Linked DNA regions of Homo sapiens: regions 2 and 3 are each linked to region 1. Evidence: read pairs that join two places in POLR2A ChIA-PET (ENCODE). Cell type or tissue: GM12878. All regions are shown on one strand. Each heading gives the region's core, and the rest is flanking DNA. Links, peaks and the distances in the headings are about the cores only. Region 1 overlaps BRD3 (bromodomain containing 3). Region 2 overlaps VAV2 (vav guanine nucleotide exchange factor 2). Region 3 overlaps WDR5-DT (WDR5 divergent transcript).

Evidence for each region. ChIA-PET counts read pairs that join two places held together with the same protein. Peaks named below come from ENCODE experiments on the same cell type or tissue, not always from the same donor. Only the 100,000 strongest peaks of a DNase experiment are listed, where the experiment ranks them.
Region 2: POLR2A ChIA-PET joins it to region 1 with 5 read pairs; 2 of 35 experiments call an interaction of 5 or more read pairs at or near these places.
Region 3: POLR2A ChIA-PET joins it to region 1 with 5 read pairs; 15 of 35 experiments call an interaction of 5 or more read pairs at or near these places.

What each region holds. Positions count from the first base shown.
Region 1 is chr9:134,055,920-134,066,131 of GRCh38, reverse strand. The region is part of intron 1 of BRD3 (bromodomain containing 3); the gene reads left to right. LOC100130548 (a long non-coding RNA gene) reads right to left here. Exons shown (of 3, transcript NR_135126.1): 2 at 9,418-9,482; 3 at 7,327-9,170. Among named protein-coding and RNA genes, the nearest start is that of BRD3, 7.0 kb to the left of the region's middle. RefSeq lists enhancers at 2,632-3,543, 5,724-5,903, 5,924-5,973, 5,778-6,519. In GM12878, for the core only: no CTCF peak of the experiment used is centred there; a DNase peak (open chromatin) is centred at 5,901.
Region 2 is chr9:133,966,598-133,971,597 of GRCh38, reverse strand. All of the region lies in intron 1 of VAV2 (vav guanine nucleotide exchange factor 2), which reads left to right. Among named protein-coding and RNA genes, the nearest start is that of VAV2, 23 kb to the left of the region's middle. RefSeq lists enhancers at 1-668, 669-1,553. In GM12878, for the core only: no CTCF peak of the experiment used is centred there; no DNase peak of the experiment used is centred there; H3K27ac peaks cover 593 bases.
Region 3 is chr9:134,124,140-134,134,351 of GRCh38, reverse strand. It overlaps WDR5-DT (WDR5 divergent transcript), which reads left to right. Exons shown (of 2, transcript NR_186420.1): 2 at 1,879-2,902. Among named protein-coding and RNA genes, the nearest start is that of WDR5-DT, 6.7 kb to the left of the region's middle. RefSeq lists enhancers at 1,470-2,039, 3,758-4,601, 4,602-5,447, 6,488-7,369, 7,370-8,251. In GM12878, for the core only: no CTCF peak of the experiment used is centred there; no DNase peak of the experiment used is centred there; H3K27me3 peaks cover 308 bases.

The sequences.
Region 1 (10,212 bases), core at 3,744-8,743:
GGGGAGGAGGGATTTCAAAAGCTTTCTCCGAGTGGGCAGTCACTCCATTTTTATTTTTGTTTTGTTTTTAGAAAGTAGAGTAATTACTTTCCTTTGACAACAGCTCGCGCCTGCTTCGGAAGTGAGTGAGCTTTGAATGAAGGACGGGACTTGCAAACAGTGCCTGCCCTACACTCCGAAGTAGTCATACCCAGAAAGTGAAAGTGGGGGTGTGCAGAGCGAAGCAGCCAGGCCTGCTGCAGCCGGTGCTACCTTCCTCTACCCTCTTCCTCCAGGCTCTGGAGATGCCAGCCGCGGGAGCCCTGTGCACCAGGCGGCAGTGATGGCCTTGTGCGATTCCTGGTGCCACCAGGAAGTGCCACCACTTTCCCTGAGGCATGGTGGCTCAGGGTTTCCCAAGTGGGGTGATTGGCACAAAACCAACAGCTATGCCCAGTTGTCGATGGGAAGAGCCATGTTTTGCTGTGGATACACACGGTACCGGGGCGGGGTATGGGGAACCGGGGCCTACTCTTCCCAGCGTTGCTGCCTGGGAGGTGGGGGCATGCCTGAAGTCGTGCTGCGGGTCTCTTGGTTTTCAAAGCAGTTAACGCAGTTGGTCAGAGGATCCTCCTCTTGCTTCCTTGACCGGTCATCAAAGTATAACTGACCTGACGGGGTTCCTGTCCTAGGCAGGTTCCTTTTTTTTTTTTTTTCTCTTCTCCTCTTGAGATGGAGTCTCGCATTGTTGCCCAGGCTGGAGTGCAGTGGCACGATCTCAGCCCACTGTAACCTCTACCTCCCGGGTTCTAGCAATTCTCCTGCTTCAGCCTCCCAAGTAGCTGGGATTACAGGCGTCCGCCACCACGCCCAGCTAATTTTTTGTATTTTTAGTAGAGACAGGGTTTCACTGTGTTGGACAGGCTGGTCTCGAACTCCTCACCTCGTGATCCACCTGCCTTGGCCTCCCAAAGTGCTGGGATTACAGGCATGAGCCACCGTGCCTAGCCAGCAGGTCCCTTATATCACGAAGCCAGTATCTGGTTGAAGCTAGAAGGTAACTGGATGAATCATGGTAGAATGCAAGGCTTCTTGCCGTAAAAGGTTTTGGAACTTGCGGGTCTGCCTTGGGCCTTCCCGACCCCTGTGGCTCCGCCCCCTTGTTGGAGCAGAAGAGATGCACAGGTAGCAAAGCATGATGGGGTGCCAGGTGCATTTGGGTCAGCGTTTGCCAAGAATGGCCTTGCTCCTGTGTTTTTGTTGGTACTGCCACCTTGTAGAGGTGCCCAGCTGGTGGCGGAGCATAGGGTTTTCTTTGCCTATTCTCCTTCCTGTGAAATCATGGGCACAGACATCATGGGCCCCTGTGCCCGGGCCTCCCTGCTCTGGTTCCTGGGCTCCTGCCATCTGAGAGGCTTGAGGGCTTGCTTATTTGTTTGTTTGTTTGTATTTTTAGTAGAGATGGCGTTTCACCATGTTGGCCAGGCTGGTCTCAAACTCTTGGCCGTGAGTGACCCACCCGTCTCTGCCTCCTGAAGTGCTGGGATTACAAGCGTGAGCCACCATGCTCGGCCAAGATGCTTGAGAGCTCATTTATTTATTTACTTATTTTGAGACAGAGTATCACTCTGTTGCCCAGGCTGGTGTGTAATGGCATGATTTCCCTTCACTGCAACCTCCACCTCCTGGGTTCAAGCAATTCTCCCTGGCTCAGCCTGCCAAGTAGCTGGGATTACAGGTGCCCGCCACCACGCCTGGCTATTTTTTTTAATTTTTTTTAATTTTTTAGTAAAGATGGGGTTTCGCCATGTTGGCCGGGCTGGTCTTGAACTCCTGACCTCAGGTGATCCACCCATCTCAGCCTCCCAAAGTGCTGAGATTACAGGTGTGAGCCACCATGCCTGACCGAGAGCTCTTTTAAAGAGAAAGTGTCACTTTGGGCCATTCACCTGTTGGTGGTTTAAATTGTAAGTCTTCTGGCCACTCCTGATTGAGCTCGCAGTGGAGCCAGGACCTGTGCGTGTGGCTGGAGGCTCGGACCCTGTTGTGTCCGTGCTGTTGGCTGTCTGCGTCTCGCACCAGTCTGTGGCTGTTCCCTGAGAGTCAGTTCGCAGGCTGCCTCCTCACAGGGCCTTCGGAGCCTGGTGTTGGGAAGATGGGGCGTGGAACATGCCCCCGCCCCCCTCCTTGCCGCAGGCCCCCAAGGTACTGAGTTCGTCAGAAGTTAATCCGGTATTGTGGGAGACAACTTTTCCAGCCACTTGGAAAAGTGTCCCGCTGAGGGTGCAGTGATGTTCAGGAGTCGCCGGCTGGATCTTTCTGAGTGTGGCTTGATAACCAGCTGCAGCATTTTGCAAAGCACCCAGTGGACTCGGGTGTGATCTGCAGAGGCGGCTGCTGGCCAGGCCTGGAGTCTGGGGCAGAGGGAGTGCCCTCAGTGCACCTGTGAGGACCTGGGACTAAGAGTCGGTACCTGGGAGCTGTGGGACTCTGGGGCGGGACGGCCTTAGCCTCCGTGTGAGCACTGACCGAGATGAGGCACAGATGCATCTGTGTGAGGTGCCCGGCCCCTGCAGGAGTGCTGAGTATTGTAGCTATAACCTGTCATGTGGCAGAAGGAAGAATCTACTATAAGCGGCTGAGAGGATGCCCTCCCTGTGCCATGCGTCACTGGAGCCTTGGCCTGACAATCCCACAAGGAGCAAAATGTGCAAAGGGGCAGCTGTGTGAGCCTGCGGGTCCAGGGTGCCACCCGCCCCCATCTGCCCACACCACAGGACAGAGCCCTGGGTATGCTGACCAGGCCCTCGCTGGTACCAGGGGCTGGGTAGGAGGCAAGGGTCAAGCACGGTGGCTCCGTGGGCTGTGGACTCACAGACAGATGTGCTGCATGCCCACGCTTTGCTCTTAGCTCTGCCTCCGGTCTGTCCCGGCAACAGGCCTGGGGGCGTCCTGCAGTCCTCGGCATTTGTGGTTGGGGGTGAGCAGAGAACATAGACGAAATAACCAAGGGGATGGTCTGAGAGCTGCGGCCCTGCTGGCCCCTTGTCCTGGCTCGGCATGGCTGAGTGGGACAGCAGTGAGGCCAGGCCTGTCTCCTGGGGCCGGGGTGTTTTGTGAGTTTGGTTCTTGTCAGGCCGGCTGAGAGGAGATGGAGCAGACAGATGGATGCTAGGTGGGCCTGCCGCAGCTTTGTTTTAGGAAGTGCGGAGCACCAGGGCCTGACCCTGAGGCTGTGTCCCTCTAAGAGCACGGTGTCTCCTTCCCTCTAAAGGGCCAGGTGCTGTCCTCACTCACTGCCCCTCTGAAGAGAGTCCCCTGCCTGAGTCGTGGCTCTCCTGCCCTTCCCAGACCCGTGGGAGACCCTGACTACGTGGCGGTGGCCTGGGGTTGGGAGGGCCTGACCAGTGTCTGTGGGGCCAACTTCCTCGTTCCCAGCATGTGTGGAGGGTCGGGCCTCCTCACGCGCCTCATGAGGGTCCCACGGGGGTAGAGCGTCCTTTGAGTCCTCTCTATTCGAGGAGTGGGTAGAGAGGCGGGTAGGGACGGAGCTTGGAAGAGGTGACGGGTTGTGGCCAGAAGGCTGTGGGGGCGTCATGGCAGGAAGGGAAACCTTCAGAGAGGCCGCTCACCCAGGGCCGTGGGGCCATGGAGAAGCACAGGCCCTGGGTTCAGAAAGCAGGAGGCATATGAGGTCTTAGGTCTAGAAGGCACTGGTGGGTGCAGAGTGGGGAGAACTGTGGGGTGCAGGGGACAGTCACGGGAGAGGCAGCGCTGGCAGCTGCACCTGCCCAGCGTGTCTGGGGCCATGCCCCAGGATAGCCCCACCAGTCTGCTGAAGCGCCCCGGGACAGGGCTGGGCCTGTAGAGCCGGGCCCTCCAGGCGGCCAGGCAGCTGCAGGAGAGCAGGTGCGCTGTGCATGGGGGGCTCACAGCACTGGGCAGATTCCCCTGGGGAGTAGGCGCCAGGGCTGGCCGTGCCTGCTTGGGTGGGGCCCACGATGCCCAGCTGCCCTCCCCAGGGCTCCTCCAGGGCTACAGGGGGCCCCCAACCCCCGACTTCTCCCCTGGCTCCATAGAAGGAAGCAGTTGGCTCCGTCTGTCACTGAAGGCAGCCCTGCCCTGACAGATCCAGTTTCCCGAGTCCTGGAGGGTGGCCGCTGGTCACCACGTGGGCTGGGGAGGCCCCTCTGGCCGCCTGGGGACAGGTGCTAGGTTGGCCGGGTTAGATGGGGCTGTGGGGGCAGCAGGCTGGGATCCCTTCTCACAGACTCAGCTCCCTCCTGCCACAGCCGATCACAGCACTGCTCCCAGCATTATCCCGAGAATTCTGGGGCTGTGGGGTGTTGGCGGTGAGTCTGGCATGGATGTCCAGCTTTGTTCAAGCTGGCTCTGGCCTTCTCTGCCTGGGCGACGTTGTGCCCCTTCACCTCTGAGCGTCCCCTCCACTTATGGAAGATGGGGCTCATCTGACCCCCACTGACGCAGGACAGAGTCCAGGAGACGGGCTGGAGTGCCCCAGTGGGGGCCATCCAGTCAGGGACACAGGTACAGAGGCCCAGAGCTATGGAAATTCCAGGGCTGGAGACCCATGGGGAATGGGGAGCCCCTGGGAAAGGCCTCCCCTAGCTTCCTCCAGCACCCCCACCCTTGGTTCCAGTGCTCCTGTCTCCCACCCTTTAGCTGGCAGGTCTGGTTGAGCCCCTGCAGAGCTATGTAGCCCTGCCCCTCCCTGCCACTGCTCCTCCAGACTCATGCTATAGCTGGAATGGCCTTGGTAAGCTGTCCTCCCAACCCTGCCTGTTTGCTGAAAGCTGGGACTCCCCATCCCTGGACCCCAAATAAGGACTTTTTGCTCTGGGCCCAGGCCAGGCTGGAGATGCCCCCATGGTCCAGCCGCTGCCCCTTGGCTGGTTTGCCCCAGGGTGTGGCATTGGAGGCAGCACCCCTCTGTCCTCCCTCTGTGGAGTGCCTGAAGGCTAGGCTGCTGTGCTGCCCAGGCGACATGCCTGCTCCTGCCCCTCTGGGTCTCTGCTCCCCAAGAGGGCCATGGAATGGCAGGAGGGGTCAGGGAGACTGCTACTGGCATTTCTGGGTGTTTTCTTTGGTGGCAACTGGACAGATTCCCATTCCCTCCCTGTTTGTCCACAGCCCTGAAACAGCCCTGGACTCAGCATCTTTTCTGATGAATTCTGGGCTGGGCCAGCCTAAAGGGGGCTGAATTTCTGCTTTTCATTCAGGTCCTCCTGTGCCCTATGGAGAGGAAGGCAGAGTCCAGGGACCTTGGGAAGGGTTCAGGGGGCCACCCACAGCTTCAGGGCCAGAGGTGGGCCTGCCTGGGGCCACACAGCAAGGGTGAGGATAGGTAGGATTCGGGCCACCTCACCAACATTCCTTCCATGTCCAGCACAGAGCCTCTCTTGGATGGGGCATGAGTGGGACCCAGGAAGGGGGCTAGTCAGTGTTAGGGGAGCCTGGCCACTGCCCTCTCCCCGCTGGCTACTTTGGAAATCTCCATGGCATTCCAGATCGTGTGTGTGTGTGTGTGTGTGTGTGTGTGTGTGTCAGGGTCTTGCTCTGACATCCAGGCTGGAGTGCAGCAGTGCGATCACAGCTGACTGTATCCTCAAACTCCCAGGCTCAAGTGATCCTCCCACCTCAGCCTCCTGAATAGCTGGGATTCTAGGTGCACCACCAGGCCTGGCTAATTTTTTTAAATTTTCGTAGAATCAGGGCCTTACTATGTTGCCCAGGCTGGTCTCGAACTCCTGGTTTCAGGGGATTCTCCTGCCCCTCCCAAGGTGCTGGGGTCACAGGCCTGAGTCACTGCGCATGGCCTGGGTCTTTCTTGAGGATTTCACCAGACCCACTCACTGCTGGGTTTTCGCTTGGCGTTCGAGGACTTTTGTGGTTTGTCTGAGTTTCCTCTCTGGGCAGTTTCGGATCCTCTTGTGTCTAAGGCAGGCTGCCTGCTCACTCCGACTTTTACCCGACTGGCAAGGGTGGCCTCTGCCTCTGTCTCTGCTGGGCCCGGCAGGCAGTGCCTGTGGGCTCTCTAGCATGGGCTTTGTGGGCAGCTGAGTGGGAGACCCGGGGAGGTGGACCCCAGGGAGGGTCTCTGAGCCTCCGCCCCCTCCTCTGGGAGACAGAGCTCCATCCCTGTCCTGCAGTGCCCAGGGGAGAGCAGCAGTGGCACATCTGGCTCCCCAGGCCTGTCCCCCAAGGACCCACCGCTTCCCTGCCATGGTCCCAGGGATGGAGTGCGTTTGCTGAGGACAAGGCTGCTGCTGCTGCTGCGACAGGCTGCTGATGGCCAGGCTGCCTTCCTGAGGGGGCCTTGCCCGCACAGCAAAGAGCCCCCTGGAGCGAGGTGGCTGCCAGCAGGCTGTGTGGGAGCCCCTTCACCACTGGAGGGCTGAGTGGTGAAATGAGTTCTTCCTGCACTGTACATGCTCACAGACCCTTCTCGGTTCACATTTTAGCAGACAGGCTTCCAGCCCCTCCAGTGTCCAGGGTCCCTGTGGTGTGGGGCCCCCCTGTTCCCCAAGAAAAGGAGCAAGGGTTTACCCCCAGGAGACCACACCCCCTTCTGCTGCACATTCCCGCAGGGCAGCTGCGAGGGGTGAAGGAGGGATTGCGGCACGAAGGTTTTGTGTGTCTCGTGTCTAGACTTTAAGGCACTGGGGTCTCTGGCACCGCTGCCTTCCTCCAGCCCGAGTCACTCCACCTGAGTCCATCTGCCCCACCCCTGCCCCACTTCCTCACAGGAGTCCCGTCGGCTTATTCCCCATCGCATGAAGGTGGAGAGTGGGTGCAAGGCAGAACCCTGGACCCCACAGTTGCTGTGAGGACGCAGGATGCAGAGTGTGTGTTGAGGAACGGGGTGCTGGGGGCCCGGGGAGAAGGGAGGTGCACCCTCTTCCCTCTGAGCAGCTTCCGCGGGCGGGGGCAGCTCTGGGCTGGCCCGTTTCTTCCAGACCCCACTCATTTTCACCCCCCACATTATCATGAAGCAGATTCCAGACACATTTCATTCATAGAACTTTCAGTCCAAATCTCTGAAAGATGAGGACTTTTGAAAGATTGTAACCACAACGCCACCATACCCCCAATACTAACTCTGGTTCCGGAAATACAGTCAGTGTTGAATCAGTGCCCCTTGGCTCCTCCAGCAGGCGCTGCCAGCACACCGGCCCAAGGCACAGCCTCCAGTGCCCAGCTTTGCTTCAGATCCAGTGCCACTGCCCCACCAGCTGTGGGGCCCAGGCCACCCCTTCCTGGACTATAAAATGGAGCCCTCTTCGGCCAGCCGCCCACCCTCCCTCTTGGTGACACAGTGGGCTGAGCGAGGGGATACTGGGTTTTTTCTTTTGCAGCAAAATCTGGCCCCCCTTTACAGCTGATACAAGGCTGTCTGTAGTTTGAACCTTTGTGTATCTCTGCAGAATACCGGGTTTGATTTGGGATGTCATCTCAGACCCTGGGGTAGGGGTGTGTGTAGGAGAGACACCTCTACCCCCCGGGAAAAGGCTTCCCTTGCTGGTTTGGCTTTCTGAAATCCAAAAAGTTGACAGTCACTACAGGAGTAGAGGCAGGTGACACGGAGTGGTCAGGCTCTGGCCTGGGGGGGACAGGGATGTAACAGGGGCTGGTCCCTGGTGTCCAGACGTGATCCTTCTGTTTACTTTGTTTCTGGGAGCTGGGAGAAGCGAAGGCCATGTTTGTTTTGGGCAGACATGTTCTGAATGTCCAACACTGCCAGCCACACTCCCAATGTTACCTCTGTTCGTCCACGTGGCACCCTGGAGTGATGCAAGGTCCTCCTCCCTTTGCTGCGGCCCCAGGGGACTTGGGATCTAGGGGCACCTCCTTTTCTCCCCAGCCAAGGGGGCCCATGGTCACACCCAGTTCTAGCCACTGGCTAGGACGTCCCGGCCCCCAGAATGTCCTTGCATGAGTGAAGCTGTGGCCTGCGGGAGGCATGACTCTCATGCCTGCGCATGGGCTGTGGTGGGAAGCACTCGGTAGACGACGGCCTTGCTAAGCTCTCAGCACAAACCATCTCTTCACAGCGAGGTCAGCTGGGGGTGGAGAGCCGGGCTGTGAATCCTGGTGTGCCGACACCGCGGGCGCTCCATGCCTCCCTCTCGCAGGGCCTCTGTGTCGGGTGTGCAGACCCCAGGGGGGCCCCTTACCGCCTTTCTGCATGGGCCTCTGTGTCTGGTGTGTGGACCCCGTGGGGGCCCTGCAATCAGCCCTTTCAGAGTCTCCACTGGACCTTGGGTTCTGGAGGGGCCTTGTGGCTGGCGGCTGGCCCTGCCCTGGGCTGCCTTTGTGTCCTTGCTGGCCGTTGAGGGTGGGGGAAGCAGGAGCGCCTCGTTCTTTAACTTCCCAGGGTCTTCTTGCTGTGTGGCCGCCTGCAGGTTGAGGAGCCTGGGACAGGAAGCCCAGGGTCTTGATCCTGGGCTGTGCCTCCACTGCCGACTGCTGAGTGCTTTGTGTCCCAAAGCCTTTGCGCTCAGGTGGCATTCCGGAGGTGAAGGAGGAAGGGGCCTCAGCTTAGTCGTCCGTACACGTGCGCAATTATTCTGACCTTGCAGGTTTGTTGTGGGGATTGTGGGGTCTCGGCATCGGTGAGCTGAAGGGCTCGTGGCCCTGGCCGACCACCTGTGCTGTTTGTGGTGTTTCTCCACTGTCTGCTCCCACCTCACCTCACCTCACCTCACCTGGCAGAGGAGCCACCGACGTCTGGGCCAGAGGGCTGAGGTGGGGTGAACATGGTGTGAAAGCACCACACTCTGCAACAGGGTGGCTGTCCTGCTTGTGCACCCTCTGGGGCACTCGCAGGCTGGGGTAGGGTGACCCCACCACCGTCCTTCTCTTGTTGGAACCTCCACGTTGATTTGGACCGTAGTCCATCACTGATTTTCAGCTGGCCTGGCCAGTGTCTGTTTCATTGTAATTTCTTTGTGGAAGCCTCAGTTGTCTTTCCCATCTCGGGATGTGGCCCCGAGCTCCCTGCACAGACGTGGAAGGTGCATGGGCTCTGGTCGGGAAGCTGTTTGCCTCATCTCATTTCCGTCGCCCTAGGGGAGGTCTTTCGAGTTGGTCTGCAGGTTGCCCTGGTTCTTTCCAGTGTCTGTGTGGGGCTCTCTTGCACAGACGCCTTCTGGTTTCTTCAGCTTCTCTGTCTGGACAGTTGAGACACTGAGGGTGGCAGAGCCAGGCCCTGGCTGTGGCTCTAGCCTGTCCACCCACTGTGCTTGGAGGGAAGGTGTCTGCAGACGGGACCAGCCCTCGGCCCCAGAGGGGATGACATGGTGTGAATGTGCTGTGGACGGGGACCTGAGGCACTGAGCCCGTCTCAGCCCTCCCTCCCCACTGGGACTCTGGGAACTGCACATTCTCCCACAGGGAGGGGTCACCCCGGGCTCTCACCTGACTGTCGCCTCCTGGTCTCCTCCTGCCCGGCGTGGTCCTTGCCAGGTGGTGGGTCCCAGTACCTGGTAGCGGAGGGGGCTTGAGGGGGATGCCACCCCTTTGCCCTCTGGCTGCCCTCCCTCCCTGCCCCTCCCACTGGCTGGTGCCAGGCTGCCTGGGGGCTCCGCTTCTATGCCAAGGGCTTCTGGGGGAGGCAGGGCCACTTATCATGGCATCGTGTTGTCCTCGAGTTTTTGCAAAATCTGAGTGTGTGGGGTGTAGGTGTCTCAGAGGGCAGGGTTTGTGTTCCAGGAGAGGAGAGGTGAGATCACCATGCCTCACCACCGAGGGTGGGGCAGTCGCCTGCCCGTGTGTGCCAGGGGCTTTTTATACTGCACCCCTCAGCCTTCCAGGTCTTGTTGGGGTTGGTGTGTTTCTGCCAGGTAGCGGAGCTGGAGGCAAACTGCACCCTCAGGGCCTGTAGTGACCACTGGCATTCAGTGAGCACATGCTGGCACCAGGTGCAGCCCCAGAGCTTTAACCACATTGGCCGGGATTTCCCTGGCAGCAGCAAGAGGGCTTCTGGGCTGGGCCTTGGACGGCTCTGCCGTGGCTCGTGGGCTGGTGCCAAGCAGAGCCTGGGGCGCCCCTCCTTCTGCCTTGCTCAAGCTCACAGTCCATGGCCGGGCGGGGCTGCCCTCCCCACCCAGGACGAGGCATGCACTCCGGTGTCCATGGCTGGAGCTGGGCTCCTTCTCAGTCTCCGGTTTGAAACAGTGGTCAGGTGGTTGGAAGTGGGTGGCTTAGAGGGCC
Region 2 (5,000 bases), core at 1-5,000, 91 kb after region 1:
GGTGGCCTGGGCAGGAGGCCAGTGTCACAGTCACGACTCACCTCCCCAGTGGAGCAGCTCAGGCCCCCCAGCCTTTCTCTGGTGTTGCCGTCTGGTGGCCTGGGAGGGGTGGGCTGGCTCCTGGGCTGCCCCTCTGTGTGTGTGTGGGCCGTGGGCCTGGCCAGGACAGTTTCTAGGCTAGAGAGTCATTGGCGTAGAACATGTGGCCCCCTCCTGGGTTCCTGGGGCACAGTGGAGTCACCGGTCCCACGGTGCCTGCTTGCGGCTGCCCCTGGGCTGCCGTGGCGACCCAGATGGTGACGATCAGGATCAGTTAAACACCGAGGGGCCAAGTGGGTCTGACCCCCAGAGGGCTTTCCCTGCCCCCGACAGGCCTCACAGCAGCAGTTACGACTGTTCCATCTGCAAGCTTTGGAGACTGAGGGTCAGAGGGCACACGGACTCTGCCTGACTTCGTTGGGGGAAGCGATGGTGGGAGTGGAACCCGGGGCTTCCCGGTCCAGACCTTGGTGTCCCCACTCCCCGCAGGAGGCACCGCGGGCTCCTGAGATACTGTGACTTGCACCTGTAATATATATATATTTTTTATTTCAAAAAGGAAAAGATAGAATTTTCACACACCATTCCCTTCTCATGCAAATGAACCTTGGGAGAAATTGGCCTGTCATCTCTTTGGGTGTATTTTGTGGTAATTTAGCTGCTTAAACGAAACATCTGTTAACCAGGGAGAGCCAGGCTGTAGATTAAAGCAAGAGTACAGAAGCCGTTTGCATTTACTGTGATTGAGGAGTGGCCTGCTAGTTCAGGGCTGCCCTGCAGATGGACAGACGAGACCATTTGACACGAGAGGCTGTGGGGCAGGTGACAGGCCCGAGGCTTTCTGCTGCCTGCCCCTGGGGCCTGAGGAGAGGCAGCTTTCTTGTTGGTAGCTAGGCCAGAGGCTGGGGCTGGGCTTCGAAGTTGGAGGTGCTGGGCCAGCAAGGCTGGGCCCAGGGAAGGAGCCACCTCCATCTCTGCAGCCCCACATGTGTCTGTCAAAGGGACCAGGTACACCAACCACAGGGCTGTGGGTGCCGTGGACAGCCTCGTGATCGCCACTGCCACGCCTCTGTGGGCTCCTCTGTAGAACGGGCTGTGGGGGTGGTCAGGTGAGGTCTGGTGAGGTCCCGTGAGCCTCGGTGGCCTCGTGTGGGCCAAGGTCCCTGGCTCCCAGCAAGCACCGAACGTGGTGCCATCCCCCAGCCTCCGCTTGGGAAACTGCCTTTTTACGAGACTTGTATTTTCAAGACATGGCGGGCGGGGGTTTTCCTCACATCGCTTGCTGTGTGGGGTCATCGGGTGGGGCCCTTCCCCAGGCCTTCCTGTGCCCAGGGAGCTGAGGACCTGGCACTTGTGAGTGATTGGCCCTTGGGGCAAGGGAGAGATGGTTGAGACTCGGTCTCTCCTTCAAGGAGTCCTGCAGAGTCTGAGGGGAGCGGGAGGAGTGTGGCCATTGTGGGAGCTGTTGAGTGGGCAGGGAGGGTGGAGGACCAGGATGGCAGGAGCAGCGGGTGCTGAGGCCAGGGGGTGCAGACCACCCTGCACGTCTGGGGGGTGGCAGGAACTCTGAGTCACTGCCTTGAAGGCTGCAGGGAGGCAGGGCCGGCTTCATCCTGGGTGTGCCAGGGAACCCTGGGCAGGGTTGGTGCAGATGTGGCGTGCTCAGATTTGGCTTTGGAAAGCTCCACTGTGTCTGCACTACAGGGACACCTGGAGAGGGAGGCCTGGAGCCCCAGAGGCTGGGGCAGAGGCAGATGGGGGTGTCCAGGCTGGGGGGTGGGGAGAGAAGTGGGAATGGAGAGAGATGGACGGCCCCGCTGGAGCGCAGGAGGAGTGGGTGGGCTTGGGGTGGATTGGACTTGGGTGATGAAGAGGGTGCTCTGGGGTCAGGCTTGAGCAGTGCGATGGACAGTGGGGCTCATCTGGAGTTGGCCCTAGGGGTTCAAGTCCCCCACTGGCCAAGGTTGCAGGGATGTCTGGGTTCTCCCAGCAGCCTTCCTGGAATCCGCTCTGGTCAGGGTTGGGGTGTTTCAGCTCCACCCCTGAGGTTCCCTGGTTGGCCTCAGGCTTCTTGTCTCAGTGGTGCTGATGCTGGTTGGTGTCCAGGTTTGCTGGACTTGAAGGTGGGAGGTCAGTGGTCTTGGTGGGTCTGGCCCCAGCCTGGGAGTGACCAAACTTAGCAGCCTCTGGCACTGTCAGATCCCTGGAGAGAGACGTCTGATTGGCACAGACTGAATTCCAGATCCTCCCTCCTTCCCTGTTCGTTGTATTCTCTACCATGCCAGCAGCGCAGCCGTGAGAAGCCGCAGTTCATCCGGCAGGAGGGAAGCAGGTGCAGAGGCTCGTCCTCGCAGGCCCGGCGGGCACGGTGGAATCCAGCTCTCGTCCTCGCAGGCCCGGCGGGCACGGTGGAATCCAGCTCTCGGGGGAAGTGTGAATCCCGGCATGTGGGATTCATCTCAGGCAACTAGACGGCTTTCACCGACACCCGGCCAAACTGCCTCAAAACCCAAAACAGTTGTCTCTTATTTTTAAGTGGTTTTTGCCTGTGGAAAGAGTGGTTTTTCTTAGAAAAGGGCACTGCCTTAGATTGATTTTTGGGGGACTCACTTATTGCTATTGATCTGTTAAAGCTTTAATCGGGAAATAGCCTCGTGGTGGTTCTCAGTGAGGCACATTTGCTGCAACCGAGGGTGGCTGTGCTGTCGCGAGCCGCTGAGCCAGCCAGCCGGGGGTCTCGAGACACCCTCCAGATCTGAGCTGGGGACAGGGCCCTACCCCGGCAGGTCCCAGGAGTGAGCCCAGGGCTGACAGAGGACAGTGCCATGGTCTGAAGCTGCACGAGAGGCAGAGGCCGATGGTGGCTCTCTCTCCCGGCTACAAGGCTCTGTGATGGGTCAGTGTGTGGCTGGAGGATGTCCCCAGGCAGCCCCAGAGCCCGGGTCGTGTAGGCTCTAGAGGACCGGCAGCTCTGTCCAGGCCCCCGGGGATGGCCCCATGGGTAGGGACCCTGGGGACCATGGGACTGGCCCCGAGCGCGTTTCTCTTCCTCTTCATGTTGCCTGGTGCATGGGTGGTACCAGAGCTTTGACAACTGCATCTCTGAGCCTCTCTTGCCTTTTGGTGGTGTTTTTCCCCCCCACAACCTTTTCAAATGTATTATTTATTTATTTAATTGGTACATAATAATTGTACGTTGTTTATGGGGTATGTGTGACACTTTGATACACATATGCCATTGTTTATGGGGTATGTGTGACACTTTAATACACATATACCGTGTGTAATGATGAAATGAGGGTCATTAGGATGCCCATGATCCCAAACATGTGGCATTTCTTTGTGTTGGGAACATTTCACGTCCTCTCTTCTAGTTATTTTGAAATATGCAAGAAGTTATCGTTAACTGTAATCCTCCTGCCGTGCTTCTGAGCACTAGGACTCGTTCCTGTCTAATTGCATGTTTGCCCCCATTAACCAATCTCTCTTCACTTTCCTGTCGCCCCACCCAGTCTCTGATGTCCATCATTCCACTCTGTCCCTCCATGAGGTCAACTTTTTTAGCTTTAACATATGAGAGAGACATCATATGATATTTAGGTTTTTTTTTTTTTTTTTTTTTTTTGGTTATAGAGTCTTCCTCTGTTGCCCAGGCTGGAGTGCAGTGGTGTGATCTTGGCTCACTGCGACCTCCACCTCGTGGGTTCAAGCCATTCTCCTGCCTCAGCCTCCTGAGTAGCTGGTACTACAGGTGCACACCACCACATCCGGCTAATTTTTGTATTTTTAGTAGGAGATGGGGTTTCACCACGTTGGGCGGGCTGGTCTCAAACTCCTGGCCTCAAGTGATCCACCAGCCTAGGCCTCCTAAAGTGCTGGGATTATAGGTGTGAGCCACTGCACCCGGCCCATATGATATTTAGCTTTCTGTGTCTGGCTTTTTTCACTTAACAATGACCTCTAGTTCCATCCACATTGCTGCAATGACAGGATTTTATTCTTTTTCATGGCTGAATAGTATTCTATTGTGTATATATGTCACATTTTCTTTATCCATTCATTCACTGATATTTAGGTTGATTGTGAATAGTGCTACGGTAAAGGTGGGAGTGCAGATATATCTCAAACACTGATTTCCTTTCTTTTGTTTACATGCCTGGTGGTAGGATTGCTGGATCAGGCAGATCTCTTTTTAGTTTTTTGAGGACCCTCTGTACTGTTTCCTATAGTGGCTGTATTAGTCTACGTTCTGACCAGCAGTGTACTAGTGTTCCCCTTTCTCCACATCCTTGCCAGCATCTGTTGATTTCTTGTTGATAATAGCTATTATAACTGGGGTGAGATGGTATCTCGTTGTGGTTTTGGCTTGCATTCCTGTGATGATTAGTGATGTTGAGCATTTTTTCACATGCCCGTTGGCCATTTGTATGTCTTTTGAGAAATGTCTTAATAACAGATTATTTACCCGTTTAAAAATCAGATTATTATTATTATCATTACTATTTGCTTTTTTTTTTTTTTTTTGAGACAAAGTCTTGCTCAGTCACCTAGGCTGGAGTGCAGTGGTGCAATCTTGGCTTACTGCCACCTCTGCCTCCTGGGTTCAAGCAATTCTCCTGCCTCAGCCTCCCAAGTAGCTGGGATTGCAGGCGCCCGCCACCAAGCCCAACTGATTTTTTGTATTTTTAGTAGAGACAGGGTTTACGGTGTTGGCCAGGCTGGTCTCAAACTCTTGACCTCAAGTGATCTGCCCGCCACGGCCTCCCAGAGTGCTGGGATTACAGGCATGAGCCATCGTGCTCGGCCCTGCTATTAAGTTGACTTTTTTTTTTTAAAGTTTTAAATTTTTTATGTTTTTTGAGTCAGGATCTTGCTCTGTCACCTGGCTGGAGTGCAGTGGTGTGATCACAGCTCACTGCAGCCTCTACCTCCTAGGCTCAAGTGATTCACCTCAGCCCCCA
Region 3 (10,212 bases), core at 2,402-7,401, 70 kb before region 1:
TCACCCCACCCCCAGGAGATAGAACCTTCTAGTAAAAATGAGAAAATCCGGCCGGGCGCGGCGGCTCACGCCTGTAATCCCAGCACTTTGGGAGGCTGAGGCGAGTGGATCACCTGAGGTCGGGATCACCTGAGGCTGAGGCTGAGGCAAGGAGAATCGCTGGAACCCAGGAAAGAGGTTGCAGTGAGCCGAGATCGCACCATTGCACTCCAGCCTGGGCAACAAGAGCAAAACTCCGTCTCAAAAAAATAAAAAAGATGTTCAGAGAAACAGTTCCATTTACTAAGTCACTGCTGGTGGCCAAAGCCTAGTTAATGTTCTGAAAATCTCCATCGTGTTTGTTCCTCTTCTGTGATTCTTATTTTCTCTTCTATTTTCACCTGCCATATTTTTTCCTGAGGCTGACAACTGTTTGGTAGGATATAAGAGGATTTAAAACTTAGTAAAGCAAATTACTTGCCTTTGTTAAATTCTCTTCCTTGCTGGCGTTATATGGTTTCAGAATTTTAGCTATGACTGCAGGCAGGGGTGGATTGCAAAAATTGCTGAATGGGGTTAGAGGATTTTCTCTTTTTTTTTTTTTTTTTTTTTTTTGAGACGGAGTTTGCTCTTGTTGCCCAGGCTGGAGTGCAATGGGGTGATCACCACAACCTTGGCCTCCCGAGTTCAAGCAAGTCTCCTGCCTCAGCCTCCCGAGTAGCTGGGATTACAGGCATGCGCCACCACGCCCAGCTAATTTTGTATTTTCAGTAGAGATGGGGTTTCACCATGTTGGTCAGGCTGGTCTCAAACTCCTAACCTCAGGTGATCCACCCGCCTTGGCCTCCAAAGTGCTGGGATTACAGGCGTGAGCCATCACGCCCAGCCTTCTCTAAACAATTTTTATAAATACAACATTTTGGCCAGGCACAGTGGCTCACGCCTGTAATCCCAGCACTTTGAGAAGCCAAGGTGGGCAGATCACAAGAACAAGAGATCAAAACCATCCTGGTCAACATAGCGAAACCCCATCTCTACTGAAAATACCAATTAGCCAGGCATGGTGATGGGTGCCTGTAGTCCCAGCTACTCGGGAGGCTGAGGCAGGAGAATCACTTGAACCCAGGAGGTGGAGGTTGCAGTGAGCTGAGATTGCACCACTGCACTCCAGCCTGGCAACAGAGCGAGACTCTGTCTCATAAATAAATAAATAAACAAACAAACAAACATTTCTAGAAGGTTTCTCCCCACCTGCACTCAAGGATCTCTGATCAGCCCAACAGTCCAGGCCTGCTGGCCACCCTCCCCGCTGGCCCAGGTCCCTCCACCAGTCTCTCCTCCCCAGGGCACCCCCAACCAGCCAGTGTCCACTTGGGCCTCCCTAAACGTGGCAAGTCTTCCGGCCCCCAGCTCCTCCACAGTGAAAACATCTTCCATTGTAATTCCTGGGTCAGTGTCCCCTGGGTCTGGCTGAGTTGAGTCTGACCCTCATCACAGCACTCTGGGCACTTGGCCCAGGAGGTTGGGGGTGACATGTAGCACTGAGGAGCACTTGTGCACCCAACACTGTATTCAGTTTGTCACATTTAGTACCTCCTTGCACCCTCCCAACAAGCCTGTGACGTGATGCCTTTATTATCTCCTTTTTACAATGAGGAAACCAAGGCTCAGAGAGGTTGAGAAGCTGCCCAAGGACCCACAGCTAGTGGGCATAACCAGGGAAGTGAGCCCTGACTCTAGGCAGGACAGCGCTTCCAGGGGTGGCCTCTTCAGAGACGGCACCTCTGGGATCAGGAGCAGGCAGCACGGCTCTGAGGTTGCAGCAGGGCTGAATGCAGAACACCAGCCTGTTTTAGGAACCGTGTCGTCACCTAGTAACTAGTATTTCCTCGGGGACAGTGGACTGCCGAACCCTGAGAGGGAGGGCCACTGGCAGCGATGGACGAATGGCCCGTGGCAGGAGTGCTGGTGTCCTCGAAGCAGGCAGCCCGGAAGCACTGGCCCCTTCATGGCCAGCCCAGAGCTTTGGGGGGCAGCGGATTCCGATGGCAGTTGATTCGGGAAGGTGGAGGAAGCCGAGGGACGGGGCAATGCCCAGGACCCAGGGTTTCCCGGAGCTGCTGACCAGATTTCCAGGCTTGTGGGCCACCTCAACCTGGCCACTGTGCAGGGAGCTGTTGCTGCTGCCTGGAGATCCTATGGCTCCCTGCCAGCCCAGGTCAGTGGGATTTTATGTTAAATTCCTTTTCCCCTGGTAACTATGCCAGGACAGCCAGTTGGGGGATTCATGTCACCATCCCCCATCCCCAGGATCTCCACAGGGGCCCATCAGGGCCCTGTGGGCCTTCACCTGACAGCTTTATGCTGATTGGCCACGCTCAACCCAGGTATCCAGAAAGCCACTTCCAGTCCTCACTATACCACTGTCCTTCTCTTCTTCCCCCGGCCTTAGCTCCCTGGTACAGAAAGAGCAGGGTAGACAGAGGAGCCCATCTTGTTGACACGGACTGTGTGGTTTCTTCCTTGTGTCAAATTCTCTCCTTCCACTCCGTTCTCCTTCCCACCAGCCTCGTTCTCCATTCATCACGTCCGCTCCCCTGGCCATCCTCTAAGGTGGCCCCTCTAGATTGCCCCTGTCTGCAGTGACAACACTCCACTTTGACTGGCACAGCCCCAGTTCCAGAACCGGAGTCCCTGCCCCTGGCAGCCCCTCAATCCCAAAGAAATCCGGATGGTTGATCGCCTGGGTTGTCCCTTCCTTAAGGCCCCTCCATCCTTGCCAGCATCCTGACCCTCACCAGGGGCCGCTCCCTTGTCCACCTCCCTCGCTACTGTGGGCTCATGAGAGAGGGACACCCTGTCCACCTCGGTGCCTGCCAGGAGGGACACACAGCAGGTGCTCAATAAAGACCCTCACAATGAATGAATGGTGGCATGTTCTCTTCCACTTCCTGTTGGGATTTAAACCTGTTAAACTTGCTTAAAAGTCCCTATGACTGTCTGCCTGCCCCACCTTCCACTCCACTCCAGGCCAGGGTGTCCCCGGGGACGGCCCCCCTCTTCCCCCAGGTGGTGCTGGGAGCTCAGCTGCGCGTGCCCAGAAGCCATGCAGGCACCAGTTTGGGTCAGGCCAAGCTGGGCGGATCTCCCAGCCAGAATTCCAGGAATGCGACCCTTGTTTCCAAAGCCAGGCTGCACCTGGCGCAGTCTGCAAATCCCCTCCCCACCTCGGGTTCTCGGTGGTGCTGGTGGCGGCAGCATAATCCCACTGGTTACAGAGGGTCCCGGCAAAGACCACTGTGAAAGATACAGCTCCTGGGACAGACCAGGTGGAAATCAGAGGCCCAAAGAGCCAAGGCGATTTTTCAAAGGCTTTAGTTTGTTTTGTTTAGTTTTGTTTGACAGGGCCGGGTGGGAGGAGTGTGGCTAGTGCAGTGGTGGTTTGTAGGAGTCATTTTTTAAGGGCTCTATATGCAGCTGCTAGTAGTACTCCACCCGTGCTTCCCCATCATACCAAACTATTTCCATCTGTCCGAGCTATTAAAAACCACCACAGCTGTTATTCCTGAGTGCCTACTGTGTGCCTGTCACCCACCTAAGGACTTCATTTATTTTTATTTATTTACTTATTTATTTATTTATTTATTTATTTATTTTTGAGACGGAGTCTGGCTCTGTCGCCCAGGCTGGAGTGCAGGGGCGCCATCTCGGCTCACTGCAAGCTCCACCTCCCAGGTTCACTCCATTCTCCTGCCTCAGCCTCCGGAGTAGCTGGGACTACAGGCGCGTGCCACCACACCCGGCTAATTTTTTGTAGTTTAGTAGAGACAGGGTTTCACTGTGTTAGCCAGGATGATCTCCATCTCCTGACCTCGTGATCCACCTGCCTCGGCCTCCCAAAGTGCTGGGATTACAGGCGTGAGCCACTGCGCCCAGCCTATTTTTATCTTTATTTTTATTTTTAAGACAGAGTCTCGCTTTGTTGCCCAGGCTGGAGTGCAGTGGTGTGATCTCAGCTCACTGTAACCTCCGCCTCCTGGGTTCACGTGATTCTCCTGCCTCAGCCTCCCGAGTAGCTGGGATTACAGGCCTGCACCACCTCCCCCGGCTAATTTTTGTATTTTTAGTAGAGACGGGGTTTCACCATGTTGTCCAGGCTGGTCTTGAACTCCTGACCTCAGGTGATCTCCCCACCTCGGCCTCCCAAAGTGCTGGGATTACAGGTGTGAGCCACCACGCCCGGCCCACCTAAGAACTTTAGATACCACCTCATTCAGTCCCAAACGTGGGAGCTATTCTGATCTTTACAGATGAGGAAAATGATTTAAAAGACCTCCACGCTCTGGTAGATGAGGAAAATGAGGGGCCCAGAGAGCCTCAGTGACCTGCCCAATGTCACACAGCCAAGTACATACAGGCTGGGGCTTGCCCCTGCTCTGCAGACCTCCGTAGGAGCCACGTGTTCCTGGAAGTCATACCGGCCCTAAGTGTGGACATCATCCCTGAGCGGCTGTCCCCACAGCAGCTCTGTGGTCCGCCCTCCACGCCGACACCCGCTCCCAGTTCCTTCCCTCCTGCGCCCCCAGCTGCACTTTAGCCCCGCTGCCCGTTCCCATTGTTTCTGGGATTTCACAGTGATGAAGTGTTTCTTTGGGATAAAATAGAAGCGCTCCCTGACTTGGTTAAGAGGCAGCACACTCTCCACGGGGATAAGTAACCTAAGGAAAGAGGTGACGTGGGATTAGGCGAGCGCGTACCAGCCTTGAGGGGGGCGGCCCTCGCCAGCCCGAGGCACTGAAGGCCGGGCCCTGGGGCGGTAGCTGAGGAAGAGAGGAAAAAGCCACAGACGCAGGGCCCGCCCCGCTGCATTTTCCACAGCTCGCGGAGAATTCCCTAGGCGGGGAGCAGCTGCCTGAAATAGGAAAGCTGACGCAGAGGAGAGGCTCGGGCTCAGGTGGAGGCCTTGGCCTGGTCTCTGGCTCCCAGCACCTCCCTTCCTTCCTGGCTCCCCCAAGGACCCTCGCGGCCCCTCCATCTGCCCACCCCTGCCCTATACCTCTGCGGTCTTTAACTCCCCACAAAACCAGCTAAGGCCTGAGCATCTCCACGAATGCGGCAGAAGAGGCTTCTCCAAGGCGGTCAGCCTGGGCCCTACTCCCAGCTGTCTTCCAGTGGCCAACAGAGCTTGGGGGACAGCCTTGGAGGCAGGGAGCAGCCACCCCACCACGCCTCCAGCGGCTAGAGGCAGGCAGGCAGGCACATGGGGCCGATCTCAGCACGGTGGGCTATGGGAAGGGTGGGCAGGCTCGAATTCGGGCAGAGGAGGTGCAGTCCATAGGACATGGCTGGTCCTGGATAGTTCTGACCTCAGACATTGAGTTCCTCATCTTGGGGTCTCATGTTAAAGCTGTCGGAAACCAGAGAGGCAGGGACTACCAGAGCGTGGAGGTCATTTGAATCACAACCGTGGTTTCTAAGACAGAAATAAAAGATGGACCCCAAGTGCCTGTGGGTTTGTTTATTGGAGATGAAGTCTCACTCTGTTGCCCAAGCTGGGGTGCAGTGGCACGGTCACACCTCACTGCAGCCTCGATCCCCCGGGGTGCAGGTGATCCTCCTGCCTCAGTCTCTCGACGAGCTGGAACTACAGGTGTGCACCACCATGCCCGGCTAACTTTTTAAATTTTTTGTAGAGATGGGGTTTTACTGTGTTGCCCAGGCTGGTCTCAAACTCCTGGCCTCAAGGTATCCTCCCACGTCAGCCTCCTAAAGTTCTGGGATTACAGCACTGGCCCCAGTGCCCATTTAGAATATACAACCCTTTGTGAGTTCCCTCCCAGGAATCTTTCCTTCAGAGACACCTGCAGAAGGGCCTGAGGCTGCCCCAGGATGTCCGTGGCAGCAGTATTTATAATGATGAACTCATTGGAGACAAATGTCCATCTGTAGAGGAATAGGTAAATACGCCATGGGACATCCGGATTCTGGAACAGTCCACGGCCGCCAAAAGGATAAGGTAGCTTGGGTAGTCCTGCCACAGAGCAACGGCAGCGACATGTTGTTAAGAGGGAGAAACAAGCAATGGGAGAAGGGGCACAGAATGACCAGTTTTGTAAAACAAAGCCAGATGCGGGGAGGAAGGTAGGCTTTGGAGGGTGCAGAAGAAATGGTTCCACAGGAGCCCACAAGGAATGAAAGTAGGAAGGACCAAGGCCAGGAGCGGTGGCTCACGCCTGTAATCCCAGCACTTTGGGAGGCCGAGGCAGGCGGAGCACCTGAGGTCAGGAGTTTGAGACCAGCCTGACCAACATGGTGAAACCCTGTCTCTACTAAAAATACAAAAAATAGCCGTGCGTGGTGGCAGGGGCCTGTACTCCCAACTACTCGGGAGGCTGAGGCATGAGAATTGTTTGAACCTGGGAGGCGGAGGTTGTAGTGAGCCGAGATCGTGCCACTGCATTGCAGCCTGGGCGACAGAGCGAGACTCTGTCTCACACACACACACACACAAAAGAAAGTGGGGGCGGGGGGGGGTCTCTCAGTTCTCCCTGGGGAGCACCGATGCTCTTCAGGCAGGTGTCCTGCCTTTGCGATGAAAGAAATAACAAGCCTCCTTCATTTTCCACAATAGAAGAGTGATACACAGGGCTGCTAGACCACTACAAATCTCTCCCATCAACCCAGTTCCCACCCCTCACCTCGTCACCCGCATCCCTGGAGTGGTGTTTATATAGGTACTGCCAGGTGTCGTGGGTCTGAAGCAGGCCCACCTGGTACCTGCCCTCAGGGAGGGCTCCATCTGGGGGAGCCGGACCCGCAGGCAACAGTTGCAGGATGCAGTGCCAGGTTCTGGAATGGAAGGCCATGCTGACGAGTTGGTGGAAAATCAAGGGACCCTTCCTGGGTGGTGTTCAACCAGAGGCGCCAGAAAAGCCAGGCTGCCCTGCAGGCACCACACAGGCCTCTGGGGTGAGGACGGGCTGTGTCAGCAAAGGCCAGGGCGTGGGGGCAGTGGGGTGAGGCTGGAGGCACAGGGGAGATCCAGCCAGAGAGGTGGGTATGCGTAGGGCTGACCCCCACCCCCACCCAGCATGCTACAGGGAAGGGTGGGCGAACGATGCAGACAAGGTGGGTGGGGGATGCTCACAGCCCTCCTTGACGTGAAGCCAGGAGACAGCTGAGCTGGCACAGAGACCAGCCACCCACACTGGGCCGACTTGGAGGCCTTTGCCTCGTGCCAAGCTGGGGAAGGTCAGGGAGGCCCAAGGATGAAAGAAACCATCCTGGCCAGGTGCAGTGGCTCACGCCTGTAATCCCAGCACTTTGGGAGGCCAAGGCGGGAGGATCACGAGGTCAGGAGATCGAGACCATCCTGGCTAACATGGTGAAACCTCATCTCTACTAAAAATACAAAAAATCAGCCGGGCGTGGTGGCAGGCACCTGAAGTCCCAGGTATTCGGGAGGCTGAGGCAAGAGAATGCGTGAACCCAGGAGGCGGAGCTTGCAGTGAGCCGAGATGGCGCCACTCCACTCCAGCCTGGGCGACAGAGCGAGACTCCGTCTCAAAAAAAATAAAAAAATAAAATAAAATAACATCATTTGGGGGTAGCAGTGTAGAAGGATGGACCCTAACTTGGACCCCAGTGCCCAAAGGCTGACCGGGTCTCGGAGGGGCCTGGACACACTTGTCTCTGCAGGCTCTGCCTTTCACCCCAAACGAGGCGGGTGGTGTGGGCAGGGTCCCGCCCTGCAGGGCTGTTTGTGAGAGGCAGAGACACTGTGAGCTTTAGGCCAGTCGGGTGAGAGCAGGACCTGCGGGAAGCGGTGAAGGGCAGCAGCAGAGGGAACCCTTGCAAAAGTCGCTGCAGACGGGCTGGGCCACGTTTCCGGGCTCCTCACTTAGGCAAAGTGCCTCTCAGACTTCAGGATGCAACAGAATGACCTGGGGAGCTGGTGGAATGCAGGTTCCCCGGCCCCCCGGTAGGTCTGGGGAGGAGCCCAGGAATCTGTAGTTCTTTTTTTTTGAGATGGAGTCTCACTCTGTCACCTCCTCTGGAGTGCAATGGCGTGATCTCGACTCACCGCAACCTCCACCTCCCAGGTTCAAGCAATTCTCCTGCCTCAGCCTCCGGACTAGCTGGGATTAGAGGCATGTGCCACCACGCCCAGCTAATTTTTGTATTTGTAGTAGAGGGGGGTTTCACCATGTTAGCCAAGATGGTCTCCATCTCTTGACCTCGTGATCCACCCACCCAAAGTGCTGGGATTACAAGCGGGAGCCACCACACCAGACCAGAATCTGTAGTTCTAAACAGCCACCTGTAAGCTCCTGGCCACACTTGGAGAAACTGCTCTGGGCCCAGCCCAATGTGACCTGGATGCAAGTCCATCCTCACAGCCTCCCCTCCCCTTCTCTGGCTCTCCCCTCGGCTCAAGTCTCAGCGCCTCCTTCCCAGCCTTTCCTTCCTCTGGCGCTGAGCCAGCCATGGTCCTGGGACTACACTGCCCGCACAGCCTCATCCCCTCCTCCAGCCTCGGCTCATCCCTCAAGGGCCTCAGTCTCTCCAGGGTCCCCAGATTCCCTTCCTGAGGGAGAATCTTGCAGTGTGGGATCCCACACAAGCCTGTGGAGGCCACCTATAGGCAGTGCCCTCCTCGCCAGCTATGTCTGTTGGGAGTGGGGAGTGTCCCGGCTCAGGGCTGCCACTTCAGCAGAGCCCGTGGTGGCCGAGAGGAGCTGAGAGCAGCTGCGATGTGACTGGCCACTTTGGCCTGCCTGGCACAGCATCCAGACAGTTCCAGCCATCGTGGGATGCTCCTCCAGCAACGCACCCAGAGACTACGTGTCTGTCCATCTGGGCGCTGCTAGCCTGGCTCTCTTGTCTCCTCTTTCTGTCCCGCAATCCCGGACCCTTCCCATTGGATGGTCTGTCTAGGGTGAGATCCCAGATCTGCCCCTTCTACAGCATGGGCCTCGTCCCCATCTCCTGTGTCCAGCCCTGCCACCTGCGCTGAGCTCTCAGCAGAGGGATCCTGACGAGAACATGGAGCCAGAGGTTTACGAGACTCTGAACTGCACAGGGGTTAAAAACATGTGTTTAGCTTAGAGTCAGACACACCTAGGCACCTCCCTACACCTCAGTTTCCTCTGCTGTAAAATGGGAAGCCCAACCCGTCTGGGGTTTTAAGGATTCTTATGCAATAAGGGGGCTAGACTCGGCAAGCCCTCAAAGGTACAGTTTTGTTTTTTTTTAGATGGAGTTTCCCTCTTGTTGCCCAGGCTGGAGTGCAGTGGTGCGGTTTTGGCTCACCGCAACCTCCGCCTCCTGGGTTCAAGCAATTCTCCTGCCTCAGCCTCCCGAGTAGCTGGGATTACAGGTGCCTGCCACGACGCCCAGCTAATTTTTTGTATTTTTAGTAGAGATGGGATTTCATCATGTTGGCCAGGCTGGTCTCGAACTCACCCCAGGTGACCCACCCACCTCGGCCTCCCAAAATGCTGGGATTACAGACGTGAGCCACCATTTCCCAGCCAAAGGTACAGTTTTTATTTATTTACTTTTTGAGACAAAGTTTCATTTCGTCATCCTGGCTAGAGTGTGGTGGTGTGATCATAGCTCACTGTAGCCTCAACCCCTCAGGCTCAAGCAATTCTCCTGCCTCAGCCTCCTGAGTAGCTGGAAGCACAGGTGCATGTCACCGCACCCAGCTAATTTTTTATTTTTAGTAGAGACAGGGCTCTCCCTATGTTGCCCGGTCTGGTCTTGAACTCTTGGACTCAAGCAATCCTCCCACCTCAGCATCCCAAGATGTCGCGATTACAGGTGTGAGCCAATGTGACCAGCCAGGTACAGTTCTTTTTTTTTTTTTTCCGAGATGGAGTCTTGCTCTGTCACCCAGACTGGAGTGTAGTGGCACAATCTCGGCTCACTGCAAGCTCCACCTCCTGGGTTCACGCCATTCTCCAGCCTCAGCCTCCCAAGTAGCTGGGACTACAGGCGCCCGCCACCATGCCCGGCTAATTTTTTGTATTTTTAGTAGAGATGGGGTTTCACCATGTTAGCCAGGATGGCCTCAATCTCCTGACCTCGTGATCCGCCTGCCTCAGCCTCCCAAAGTGCTGGGATTACAGGCGTGAGCCACTGCGCCTGGCCCAGGTACAGTTCTTTACAAAACATTTTTTTCTTAAATAAATAAATTGTAAACATTAAATTGGATGGGACTATCCATTT